Regions from separate parts of the Mus musculus genome. Here region 1 is linked to region 2. The links are chromatin loops, found by intact Hi-C in ENCODE. Cell type or tissue: heart. All regions are shown on one strand. Links, peaks and the distances in the headings refer to the core of each region. The heading gives the core; the rest is flanking DNA.

Evidence for each region. Hi-C counts contacts between places; a loop is a spot of excess contacts. Peaks named below come from ENCODE experiments on the same cell type or tissue, not always from the same donor. Only the 100,000 strongest peaks of a DNase experiment are listed, where the experiment ranks them.
Region 1: a loop joins it to region 2, with 2.1 times the contacts of the local background. A loop is called at or near these places in 1 of 42 quality-filtered maps.

What each region holds. Positions count from the first base shown.
Region 1 is chr19:4,924,541-4,930,736 of GRCm38, forward strand. Dpp3 (dipeptidylpeptidase 3) reads right to left here and starts at 3,747. Exons shown (of 18, transcript NM_133803.2): 1 at 3,680-3,747; 2 at 2,245-2,519. The coding sequence starts at 2,514. It also overlaps a transcript of Peli3 not described here. In heart, for the core only: no CTCF peak of the experiment used is centred there; DNase peaks (open chromatin) are centred at 3,811 and 4,380; H3K4me3 peaks cover 1,916 bases; H3K27ac peaks cover 2,221 bases.
Region 2 is chr19:4,836,152-4,842,347 of GRCm38, forward strand. Ccs (copper chaperone for superoxide dismutase) reads right to left here and starts at 3,171. Exons shown (of 8, transcript NM_016892.3): 1 at 3,046-3,171; 2 at 2,680-2,752. The coding sequence starts at 3,084. Ccdc87 (coiled-coil domain containing 87) reads left to right here and starts at 3,215. Exons shown (of 1, transcript NM_207268.3): 1 at 3,215-6,196. The coding sequence starts at 3,331. The coding sequence ends at 5,898. In heart, for the core only: a CTCF peak has its summit at 3,139; a DNase peak (open chromatin) is centred at 3,240; H3K4me3 peaks cover 1,828 bases; H3K27ac peaks cover 685 bases; H3K27me3 peaks cover 1,864 bases.

The DNA of each region.
Region 1 (6,196 bases), core at 750-5,749, 89 kb after region 2:
TTAACAGTAGACGAAGGCCCACAGACAGGACGCAATAAGCAAAAATTCCAAAGATATGGAAGAAATAGTAACCTTGGCTCAGAAATAAACAATCTGATCAATTTCACAGAAAACTAGGTCACATTTCCATATATTCCTCATGGGAATGTAATGTGTTGAACCATTTTTAATAAAAAGTTCTCACTATATAGCCCTAACTCGTCTCAAACTATGTAGATCAGGCTGGCCTTGAACTCACAGAGATCCTGCTACCCTTGACTCCAGAGTGTTAAAATTAAAGGTGTGCACCACCACATGTGGCCTTAGAAGATAATTTAACACAATCAGATCATTATAAATGTTCAAAGCCTTCAACCCAGCATTCCTATCTCTACAAATAGTTCCCACTTACACGCTTACACACTTACACGAGAATGAGCATTGTGGCATTGTTTGAAAGAAAAGCTAGAAACCGGGCTGGTGAGATGGCTCAACAGATAAGAGCACCCGACTGTTCTTCTGAAGGTCCTGAGTTCAATTCCCAGCAACCACATGGTGGCTCACAACCATCCCTAACAAGATCTGGCGCCCTCTTCTGGAGTGTCTGAAGACAGCTACAGTGTACTTACATATAATAAATAAATAAATCTTTAAAAAAAAAAAAAAAAAAAAAAAAAAAAAAAAAAGAAAAGCTAGAAACCATCTAAAATATTCAGCATTTAAAAAAAAAAAAAAAGAGGCAAGTGGATTTCTATGAGTTGAAGCCATCCTGGTCTACCGAGCAAATTCCAGAACAGCCATGGAGAGACCCTGTCTTGAAAAACCAAAAACCAAAACAAAATAAAACAAACCAAACAAACCAACCAACCTGAACCACCCAAATACTTATTTGATTACATTGCACACTGCTTTAGAGTGTTTCACGGCCAATAAATGAAGTGGACATTGCCTTTCCCGGTCCTACAGGATATACACCCAATGGAGATTCTCCAGGATACAGGGATCTGCAAAATGGGCAGTATCCAGAACACCGAGAACATGATGTAAGAGGTCAAACAGGGCTGGGGAGAGGCTCAGTGCGTAAGAGCACTTGCTGGGCGAGCGCGGGGACCTGGGTCTGAGCATGCAGCACTCACATCAAGAAGTCAGGCACACGTGACCATGCACACGTGACCTCAGCACTGGGAGGAAGGTGGCTGTGTACACCGCCCATCATGGGAGCTTGAAAGCCAGTCAGCCTTGCCAGAACAAGCTCCAGGTTCACTGTAAGCCCCTGTTTGGGGACTGAAGAAATGGCTTAGTAATGGAGAGCTTGGTAGAGGACCCAAGTTCAGTTCCTAGCACCCATGTCAAATGGGTCCTATGCCTCTTGCCTCTGTGGGCAACACGCACTGACACCACATACACATAAGAAAACAAATCTTTGTAAAAGAGATCCTGCCTCCAGGGCGTATACTTTTCTGCTGGTGTCTATGTTTGACACTTGCACATGTACACCCAAGACTGTCATTTCACGTTTTAAAAAAAAGTGAGTTAAGCCAGTGGTGGTTCACCTTTAATCCCAGCACTTGGGAGACAGAGGCAGGTCGATCTCTGTGGTTAAGGCCAGCCTGGTCTACAGAATGAGTTCCAGGTAGTTTAAATGGGGGCCTGATATACTGTGCACATACAAGTATCAGTATCCAATGCACTCACACAGAATGGAAAAGGACCAGCCACAGTGCCTGCCTCTGAAAAGACTGAACAAGTGTGACCTTTTGTGTTTCGTATGTTTCTGAATTGATGCAATATAATAAGATTCAAGTATGGTATTTGGCTAATACATCCACCAACAAGAACTAAGAGACAAACAGAACATTCTACCCTTGGTATCTACCCAGGCTGCCTTCCTCTGTCCCTCAGTATCAGGTGTACAGTCATGGCAGACTGCTAAGAACTATGGTATCTAGGCTGGCCTCAGACTCACAGCAATCTTTCTGCCTCAGCCTCTCACGTATGGGAATTAAAGATGTGTGCCACCATGCCTGGCTTGTTTCCCTGTATCTTGAAGCAGGCACTACACTAATGGCAGACCATATGCACATTCTACAGAAAACAAGCCTGAAGCTACAGGGCTGTGTGTGTGTGTGTGTGTGTGTGTGTGAGCTAGCACCCTTTAGTCTAATCCTCTACCTAGTTGGAGAGAGAGCCCTATGCCCCTTGTTCCTGGTCCTTCGCACATCTCCAGAAGCCCCTCAGAAGCCAGGCGAGCCTGTGAGAACTGACCTGGTACTCTTCTTCAGTAAGACCCTCAGCCAGGGCATGTTGGCGCAGCTGGTCAGGGTCCTGGGCACGGAAGAGGCGGCTAAGCAGGGCATAGATGTAGGGGGCTTCAGGGGATGTCTGGAGCAGCACTGCCAGGCCCCCATACCAAGCAGCTCTAGACAGGTGATGGGCATAGAGGCGCTCTGTGGGTGACAGCAGGCGGAATGCCTCCCTGCAGTCCAGGCTAGACACACCAATGTCATTGGGCAGGATGTACTGGGTATCTGCCATGAGCCCTGCAAGAACACATCACAGTCATCTCAGAGAGCGCAGCATCTTCGCGGCTGCTCTGAAAGCTCATGAGCTAACTAACTTCTTCCATCCAGAAGTCCAGGAGGGAGTAATCCAGTCGCATCCATTCACCTGAAATGCTGGGATTCAAAGACTCAAATACTTGCGGGCCAGCTTTGGCCTGTGGCCTCTCAGACTTAAAATCTGAATCCAATCACTTCATATTACAGATGAGGACACTAAGGCCCAGGATGCCAAGTGTACGAAGGAAGAACCGGCAGAACACAGCCTCATTACTAGACTCCCAGCCCCAGCCACTCCCTGCCTCATCTCCACCTTCTCAGATGTCCTAGTCTCTGTTCAGAATTTCCCAACACCTCTAGCTCATCACAACTGCTGACAAAGGCTTCATGCTGGATATCCACCCCACCGTCCCAACCCCGCTCCACCAAAAGGTCTAAAACCCAGGGCAGCCGCTTCACCTCCCTGCACTGCTCTTTGCTCCTCTGCAACACTGACTGTGAGTATGACACCAAGCTCAACAGCTGGGTATGAAATCCAGGACAGGGATGTGACCCAGTTGGTAGAGTTTGTCTAACCAACAACCAGGCCCAGGGTCAGATTCCAAGGTCAGTCTGGGGTACATAAAACCTTGTCAAAAAATAAATCAAAAACAGCAATGATATTTTGTCCCAGCTTTTCCCTCCTAGCATCTGCCCCAGTCTCATGTCTTTCTTCAGCCCTTCACTATCCTGTTTTCTTCTGTTGCTCTGTTGGGAAGCCATATAAGGGCACAACCCATTTTCCAGATAGGAACCATATGACATTTGGAAAGCAAGCAACTTATCCAAAGCTTTTCAGCTCAGTTGGGACCCAAGGAATTCCGAACCCACCACATTCTCCACGCTCCGCCCCTGGCTAAGGACACGTTTCCACCCTCTGTACTCCTTATTTGCGCGGCTCCGCCCCATCTACCCCTTCGCTCGGAAAGAGGTGTTAACTCTTTACTGCCTGGAAATTCTCCTTGCCCAAAAGCTGGGAGAGATTTGGAAGAGGCACTGAAGGGTGGACAGAAAGGGGATGATCTTGCATGCACAGCCAGGCCTCGCTCTGATCTCCTGAAGATGACACACCGTGACCCCAAAACCAAGGCGCTGTACCTCACCTGCTGCAGCTGCTCCGTTCGCAAACTCACTTCCTGCTTCCGGCTCCCCGCCCCATTCATTGGGACACAAGCCCCGCCCCTACCGACCCGTAGTCGCCCCAGGGATCAGACGGACAGCAGCTACAGCCAGTAGAAGAACCGAAGACAGTTCCTCCCCTCATCTTCTCCCCGCCCCCAAGCGCTACGGGTGGTGCCTGCCTTGCAAGGACCGCGAGGCCTTGGCCTTTTGTCTGCTGGCCCTCACTGCACAGAGGCGTGGCGTAGGGCGATGTTTGGTGAAAAAGTTTGAGTTTCTCAGTACCCCGCGTGGCTGCTGTCGGGTACCGACAGAGGGGACTGACAAGGTCCCCAAACGTGAGAGTTCCTATACATCGGGAGCCTCCACACATGTAGCTGGGAGCCTGCTCTCTTTGGGGTTTCACCTCCAGTGTCCCTACCCTGGATTTGGCAGTTAGGAACCTCCACTTAGAGAAGACTATAATAATGTGGACCCCCTCCTCCCTGGATTTAGGATTTGGAGATGCTATTTGGAGACTACGAAGCTCTTACAAAGAGTGTATGTAGGCTGTGCGAATAGTAGTCCCATCCACCAGTAGTCCCAGGGGTGCAGAAAAATGCTACAGGTGCTCCACTGGGTCGCCATGGAAGCCATCCTTAAAACATTGGGAACCCCAGTTTCCTCAACGCACTTGAAGTCGAGGCCAGCTAGTAGCTGGCACTTTCTTAGTGTGACCACTTGCCAGCTAGAATAGAAAAGCGGTCTCCAGTGACATTGACTGGAGGGCAGCCCAGGATGCAGACAAGCATGTTGTTTACTCTTGGTAGTCAGGGAGGAGTCTTTCTGGGTGACCCATGGCTCTTGCAAGTACTTGCTGACCAGATGTGGTAAGCACTGCAAAGAGCTGGGGCCTGACTTAGGCTGTCTAGGGTTCAATCAGATGTCTGTCTCCTACCAGCTGTGTGACTTTAGATAGCTCACTTCTCTTACTCTGGAACACTGTCAGCTTTACTTCAGGACTAAGTCTACCCAAGGGATGGGCAGCCATCAAGAGGTAGTGCTGTCCCCTAGAGTTGTGTAGGAGGTAGTGTTTCGGGACTGAAATCCAACACACCTTCCTTACCTTGCCTATTTAGAGGGGCCAGAGCAACCATGTGCTTAAGGCCAGCCTTGTCACCACAGCGCTAGTAGCTCTTGGTTCTGATTGGTGAGTGTCATTATAAGGGGGAATTCTGTAAAAATGTGTCCCGAGGAAAGTCCTCTTCTTTCCTTTTGCCTGTTCTCATTGTTTCTAGACGAGGTATAAAGTTGTCTGACTGAGACCCAGTTGAAATGTAAGTGTAACCAGATAGGAAAATAAGGGCTATCCATAGCCACCAAGGGCAAATTCAGGCAAGTGAAGGATCCCAGGGCCCAAGACCCCCAACCAAGCTGCATGGTGTCGTGTTATAACCGCAGTCAACAGGAGTGCATGTTAAATGAAGTCCTTTACCAGCGGCTTGCCATATAGAATTTCATTTAATTCTTGCAAAAACCCTGAGATAACATATCACTGTTGTACCAATTGCACAGGTGAGAGGACCTTTGATTTTATAAGACCTTCCACTATACAGTTTCCACTCCTGCAGCAACACACACACAACACACATTTTCTCTCTCTCTCTCTCTCCTTCTCTTTCTCCTCTCTCTTTTTCACACACACATTCTCTCTCTCCTTCTTTCTCTCACTCACACATATTCTCTCTTCCCCCCACCTCTCTCTCACACGCACACACACACACACCCCACATTCTGTTTTAATGGGTCATGGCTTTTCTGTACGTTTGCATCCATCTGGTAATGAAAATACTTTTTGTTTTTGTTTGTTTGAGACAGGGTCTTGCCATGTAGCCCAGGCTAGCATTGAACACAGCCCTCCTTCCTTAAAGCCTACCAAAACGCTGGAATTACCAGCACATGCCACCATGCTTGGCTTTAGAGATTGTCATTCCATTGAACAATCCTGGAATCTGAAGCTCCGAGCTCTGGCTTCTACCACCAGCCTGAGTTCTTCCTAGAGCCCAGTCAAGTACGTTTTGTTGGTTCTTTCTCCCAGAGTCTGAGATTCAACACCAGAAATGAGATCGGAATGTGTTCCCGTGCCTGGACCCCAACATGATTGTTAGCAAGAACTGGGTAGAGTTCCATTTCCAGTGTTTCGTGGAAGGGTTGAAATATCCCCAACAGTTCTGCCATGCTTCGCACTGTAGCCATATGACACTTTGACTACCCTTTGGTGGCTCCCTATCAACAGCCCATCTGGTCTTTATGGCCTCAACCAGCAGCTGTGTGGCTTTAGGTACACTCCTGTGGAATCTTCGTCTCCCTGAGGCTCTGGCTTCTGTCTTGCTCTAAGGACATCAGTCCTACACTCAGAGCCACTTCCTTTTTTTCCCCTCTCTATTTTGTCTACCAGTTTTCCTGGTTTAGTTTTCCTTGTATGGTCAGGGGAAAACCCCATCTTAGCCCTTGGCTCAAAG
Region 2 (6,196 bases), core at 450-5,449:
TTTTCCTAGCTGAGCAGGAGAGTTTCAGTTTACAGAATACACTGAGAGGGAGAGTTGCCTAAGACTCAGGAAAGCGAGCTTTATTCTCCTTCCAAAGGTCATGGGAGGAGCTTGTCCCTGAAGTCCTTCACATTTGCCCTACAGTAACTGCGCCTTCTGTTTTTTCTCCATGAGCCCTCACTAAAGGCTGGCTTGGCTATACTCCAAGATCCACCTGCCAAACAGACCACCTGCTGCACTACTGGAAGCCCCTCCTCCTTCTGTTTCAGAGTGAGGTGGGCAATTCTAAAGGGGAGAGTCACAGGAACATTCTACTCTGGCCCTCCCACATCCAGAGCACAAAATCAGCTCCTCCTGGGAGATCTTGGGTCTGGGAATCCACGCTATGCCAGGCCAGACCATCAGGACCCATATCTGCTGTGTATGCAAAACACAATCAGGCCTCATCACTTATCCTAGACACCTCACTTCTCCTGAGCCTGCTCCTGAACCCGCTCTATGGACTTCCTGTTTTCTTTCTTTAGTCCAGTGATTCTCAACCTTCCTAATGCTGTGACCCTTTAACACAGTCCCCCATGTTACGGTGATCCCCAACCACTGTTGCTTCTTCATAACATAATTTTGCTACCATTATGAATCGTAATGTAAAATCTGTGTTTTACAATGGTCTTGGGCAAACACCAAAGGGGTCTTGACCCATGTGGGTTAAGAACCGCTGTTTTAATAGCTGTCCACATAGAAGCCAAGGAGATGGTATGTATGTGTGTATGTATGTATGTATTGGTGTGTATATGTGTGGAGTATGCACGCATGTTCTTGAGTGTGTGTATATGTGTGGAGTATGCACGCATGTTCTTGAGTGTGTGTATATGTGTGGAGTATGCACGCATGTTCCCGAGTGTGGTGTCCACCTGTCTTCCTTAATTGCTCTCCACCTGTTATGCTGAGGCAGGTTCTGTCACTTGAACCCAGAGCTCACTGATTTGGTTAGTCTAGCTAGCCAGCTTGCCCTGGGATCCCTGTGTCTATCTTCTGAGGGCTGGGACCACAGGCGGTCTGTCTGCCACGCCAGTCTGGCATAGACACAGGTGCTGGCAATCTGAACTGGACTCTCACACTGATGCAGCTATCACTTCTACTGACTCAGCCATCTTCCTTGCCCCTGGCAAACACATGGTTCACAGACACAGGCACGCAAAACACCCGTACATATTAAATAAAACAGATTTTAAAAATAAACCTAAAAAAAAAAAATCATCCCAAGCCAGGCAGATGGCTTAACGGATGAACTTTTCGGGTTTGGTTCTGCTTTTTGGTTTGTTTGGGTTTTTTGTTTTTTGTTTCTTTTTGTGCTTTTTTAAAAAAATTATTAATTTTATGTATGTGAGTACATACACACCAGAGAGGGCATCAGATCCCACTACAGATGATTGCTGGAAATTGAACTCAGGACCTCTGGAAGAGCAGTTAGTGCTCTTAGTTGCTAAGTCATCTCTCCAGCCCTGGGTGAACTGTTCATGCTACACAAGACAGCTGGAAGCAGAGAACCAGCTCTGGAGTTGTTCTTGACCTCCACATGCACAAGCCCTCCTCCAAGCACATCATGCACACACTCACTAATAATAAATCAAATAATAGTTCCAGGTCAGGTGTGGTGGCGCACGCACGCACGCACAACTTTCATCTCAGCACTCGGGGGTAAAGGTAAGCAGATCTCTGTGAACTGCAGGCCAGCCTGGCCTACATAGTGAGTTCCAGGAAAGCCAGGGCTATGTGGAGAAAGACCTTATCTCAAAATAAAACAAAACAATCAGTCCCCTCAATCGTCCTCCTAAAACCCCACCTTTGCCTGTAAGCTTTTCTCCTCTTTCCTCTTACAATCCCCTGAAATTGAGTGGGCTCTCACTACAGGCTCAAGACTTGTATCAACTAATTCACTCCTCATGACAACACTGAGCTATGAACACTGTTCAAACACTGAAGAAACAGAAACACAGAAAATAAGCACGAAGCTGTACATCTGTGGAACTATACGCACTGGGGTTCCCCACCCCACCCCTGCCAGTGTCCTGGCTTCAGACTCTCATCTCCTTCTTTCCCTTTGCCACCATGGCTTCCCAAGGAAGTGTTCTAGGAGCGCTCCTTTGCCAAAGCTTATACGATCTTTACCTAAGCATAGGGGTAAACATTTTCCCTCAGAAACCCCCAGTGTCTAATCTATACTGGCTGAAAGGTTGAATGAACATTTAACAGAATCCAAAACAGCCAGTTTCTAGCGTCAGGAAAATGACTCTGCCTTTCATATCTTTCCTCTTCTGCCAGGTCACCCACCTGCAGACCTCCTGGCTTAAAGTCCCTGAATTGGGCCAGGGATGTTGTCTGCTTTCTCAGAACTGTTCTATTTCCCAAGCCAGACCTCAAATGCCCGCCCCCCTCCCCCTCTAGAATGCCCTTGGTAGGAAGTGCTCTATACTCTGGCTAGTTCCATGCTGTTCAGCAGCTGGACAGGCAGTTTGTACTAGAAGAAAGCTCTGGCTAGGCAAAGCTTGAGGCCTATACTCTAGGCTCTGCATCTCCCGGACTCTGAGAAACTTCCTTTCATTCTTTCTGCATCTATGCAACCGGAATACGGCTAAACACAAACCCCTGGCTGATCCCAGAAAGATTGTCTACTCTTACCTGCCACCCCTTTCAGGGTCTTGTGCACAGCATCCACACAGCTCTGACAACTCATCTGCACTGCAAACTCCAACTGTAAGGGAAGCAAGGCCAGGGCACATGTCAGACATGATCCTTACTCGCCACCTCATCCCCTATGTCTCTTTGCACACATTGCACTTGACTTCTCTTCAAATTCCTCCTTTATTATCTCATGAACATTCCAGGATCGCGGTCTTTACCACCAACCCCCCTCCCGTGAGGGGCATCTCCGTCCTAACCCCGGAATTTCACCTCCCCAGGAGCCTGTTCTTTCCTGGCTTCCCAAGATATTGATCACCCCAAGGGCTGAAGTTATGCGAGGCTCCACATGAAGCTTTCACTCACCGCACACACAGTCCCACCGTCCCCCGACTTCGAAGCCATCCTAGCTGTTGTCACTGCCTAGGCCGCACCGAACCGGTAGGGTCCAGAGACCAACACAACTCTACTTTGTGGGATGGGCGGAGTCTCGGAGGCCGCCCTTAGCTCCACCTCCTTGGCGCGTGCGCTCCCTAGGCTGAGGCCTCTGAGCTGTCCGGTAGTGCTACCGGCTGCGCAGGCGCATTGATGCAGTTTCCTTAGTAACCATTTGGCGTCCTCTACCCGCTCAGCCGGAACCACCTGGTAAAGATGGAACCACACAGTCAGGAACCTGACCTCAAGCCGATTTACCACCGGTTGCTGAGTCCGCTGTCGCTCTTCCCCAGCAAGGCGAAGCCTCCTCCAGAGCCTCCGAAGCGCCCCTCTCAAGATGCCACGCCCTTGCAATCCATCCCGCTGGCGAAGCTGAAAGTTGGGCCGCTGTGCCGCCAAGTGTCCAAGCGGCTAGCAAGCAGCGGGCGGGCGGCACGAGTAACTGCCAAGGACCGACTTCGTCTCACTGAGGTTATTCTAGAAGAGCTGAAGTGCAACTGGCGGGAACCTCCTATAGAACCCATTCTGGACTACGAAAACAACCAGAAGCTGCGGCAGCGGCTCGAGTCCTACGTGCTGATCAGTAGTGAGCAGCTCTTCGTACGCTACCTGCACCTGCTGGTGACCCTGCCGACCTCTAGAAGGGTCTTCACTGAATCAGCCACCCTCAGCCGGTTGGCAGTAAACCTTGCCAGGGATTGCACAGTTTTCCTCACCAGTCCTGATGTCTATCGCTGTCTGCTGGCTGATTTTCAGACCCTGCTAAATTTAAAGCACGCCCAGGGAGGCATAGTCAAATTGCGTCCTCCTCCCTGTCCCCCTGGGACTTTCAAGCTCTGTCCAATCCCCTGGCCTCACAGCACTGGCTTAGACCACATGCCGTGCTCTAGCCTCAACCTGAACTACCTTGTCCAACTCAGCCGCCCATATGATTTCCCCAGTGAGCCCGAACCTGATCCAGTGGAAGAGTTGAAATCCATCCCCCAGCTGAAGAGTAGACAGCAGCTCCTCTGGGTGCCCTCCATGATAAAGGATAAAGAAATTGAATCGAGACCCTCACCGATGGTACCACTGCCTAGTCATTCTCCCAGCAGTGAGAGTCACCAATTCCCCACCTCACCAGTCCATTCCTGGCTCCAAAGGGGCCAGTCCATGCCTTGTCTTCATGAGGGGTGGAGTCTGGCAGATGAGTTGTGCCTTCTTCCTCCCTCTCCTCATCCCCTCACCCCGCTGATCTTGGCTTCAGAGAGTAAACCACTGCCATTCCGGGACATAGTGGCTGAGGATCTGAAGCAGAAAATGAAGATCATGAGAATGGAGTGGAGTCGATACTCCCTGCTGGACTCTGGCCTGCCTCCCCTCCTCGGGGTCCTTACCCGGCGCCTAACTGCCCAGCACCACCTAGAGAAACTGCAGCAAATGATCAAAAGCCTGCAGGAGGAAGAAGCCTCCGGAAAGTGGGATCTCCAACCCCCGAGAATCATCCCACTACACCCACAGCCAGTCACTGTTGCTTTGAAGGTACATGATCAAGTTATAGTCCAGGTAGCTACTGTGCAACTCTCTGAAAGATACTTTAACGACTCTTTCCACGTTGAGGGGGCTGGAGTCCTATACAACCATCTGACTGGGGAACTGGATGGTAAAGCCATTGAAGAAATGGATGCGGATCGTCTTGTTGGGAACACCACCGGAGAGGTCTACAAGGAGTTGATGAGCCGAGTCTCTGTTAGTCACTTATCTTTTGAGGAAGGAGACCAAATTGAGCCTTCAGCAGATAAAGATTGGTCCTCCTACTTGGCCTCATCTTTTCTACACCAAGATAAACATATGCCAATCATCAACCGTAATCTGGTTGGATTTTACTCCAGAAGAACAAGCACTCCGAAGCCAGTCCCTGAGAAGGTGCCCTCTCTCACATTACTCCCAAGGCACAAAAGCTGGGACAAGCGACCAAACAGACACGGTGTATGGATGAATTGGCTGAAACCCTCGGTGTCTTCAGAGGACTACTTCAAGTACCTCTCCTTTCAGGAGTCGGATTTCCTCCACGTCATCTTCCAAATGTATGAAAAAGAGGCTCCTGTGGAGGTACCAGTCCCTGTCCAAGAGTACCTAGATATTCAGCAACCCCCTCCCCTGCTGCAAGATGAAGAGCTAGAGTTCATGCAAGGAAAATGGGATTGGAGCTCAGTGATAGAGGATGGCTCAGGACCTGGGAGAGCCTACATTCATAACTTGCAGCAGCGTCTCAAACGACTGTGGGTCATGTTGGAAGTCCCTGAACAGAATCGGCTAGACATGGTTATTAAATACAGCTCCAATGCACGCCTGCAACAGCTACCAGCATTGATCAAGGCTTGGGAGCAGGTCCTGAAGCCCATTCAAAAGAGGGAGTCGTTGCTAGGAAGACTGGAGTGGTTTGAGCAACAAGCCTCTGATCCCAATCGTTTCTTCCAAAAGCCTGATTTGTTGATGAATCGGTTACTGGAGGAGAATCGGTTCCGTAGCTATCTCCAAAGGAAGCTCAATCGAATGGAATCTAATTTGGTTTCCTTGTTGGAAAGGATAGAGTCAGTCTTTGGGGAGCCAGTGACCTTCAAGGGGCGGAGCTATCTGAAGAAGATGAAGCAGGACAAAGTGGAGATGCTGTACTGGCTCCAGCAGCAGCGGCGGATTCGCAATCTGACCCAGGCCCAGAAAACCTTCCGCCAATCATGCACTTTCACAGGGAGCAGCAGCCAGGCGTTAGTGGCCCCCGGGAATACTCCCACTACTCACTAAGGCGGCCAAGTGCCCCCAAACCCTTCCTCACCCCCAAATGCTCACGTAGAACTCTCAATGACTTTAAAAGAGATTGAGATTCTTTTTCTTGATATTCTAAATAAAAGGATCCCCAAACTTGGTATTCCCATGTATGTCAACCATCCTGCACAAGACAACCAAAATCCTATATCAGATGATCCCTTGGAGTTCGTGATAATAGAGGTCAGACAGAGCAAGCCATGGTCCTTAAAAAAATATATAGTGACTTTCTCACTGTGCTGAATTGCTGTTTAGAGTGCCAAATCACTCTTGTTTA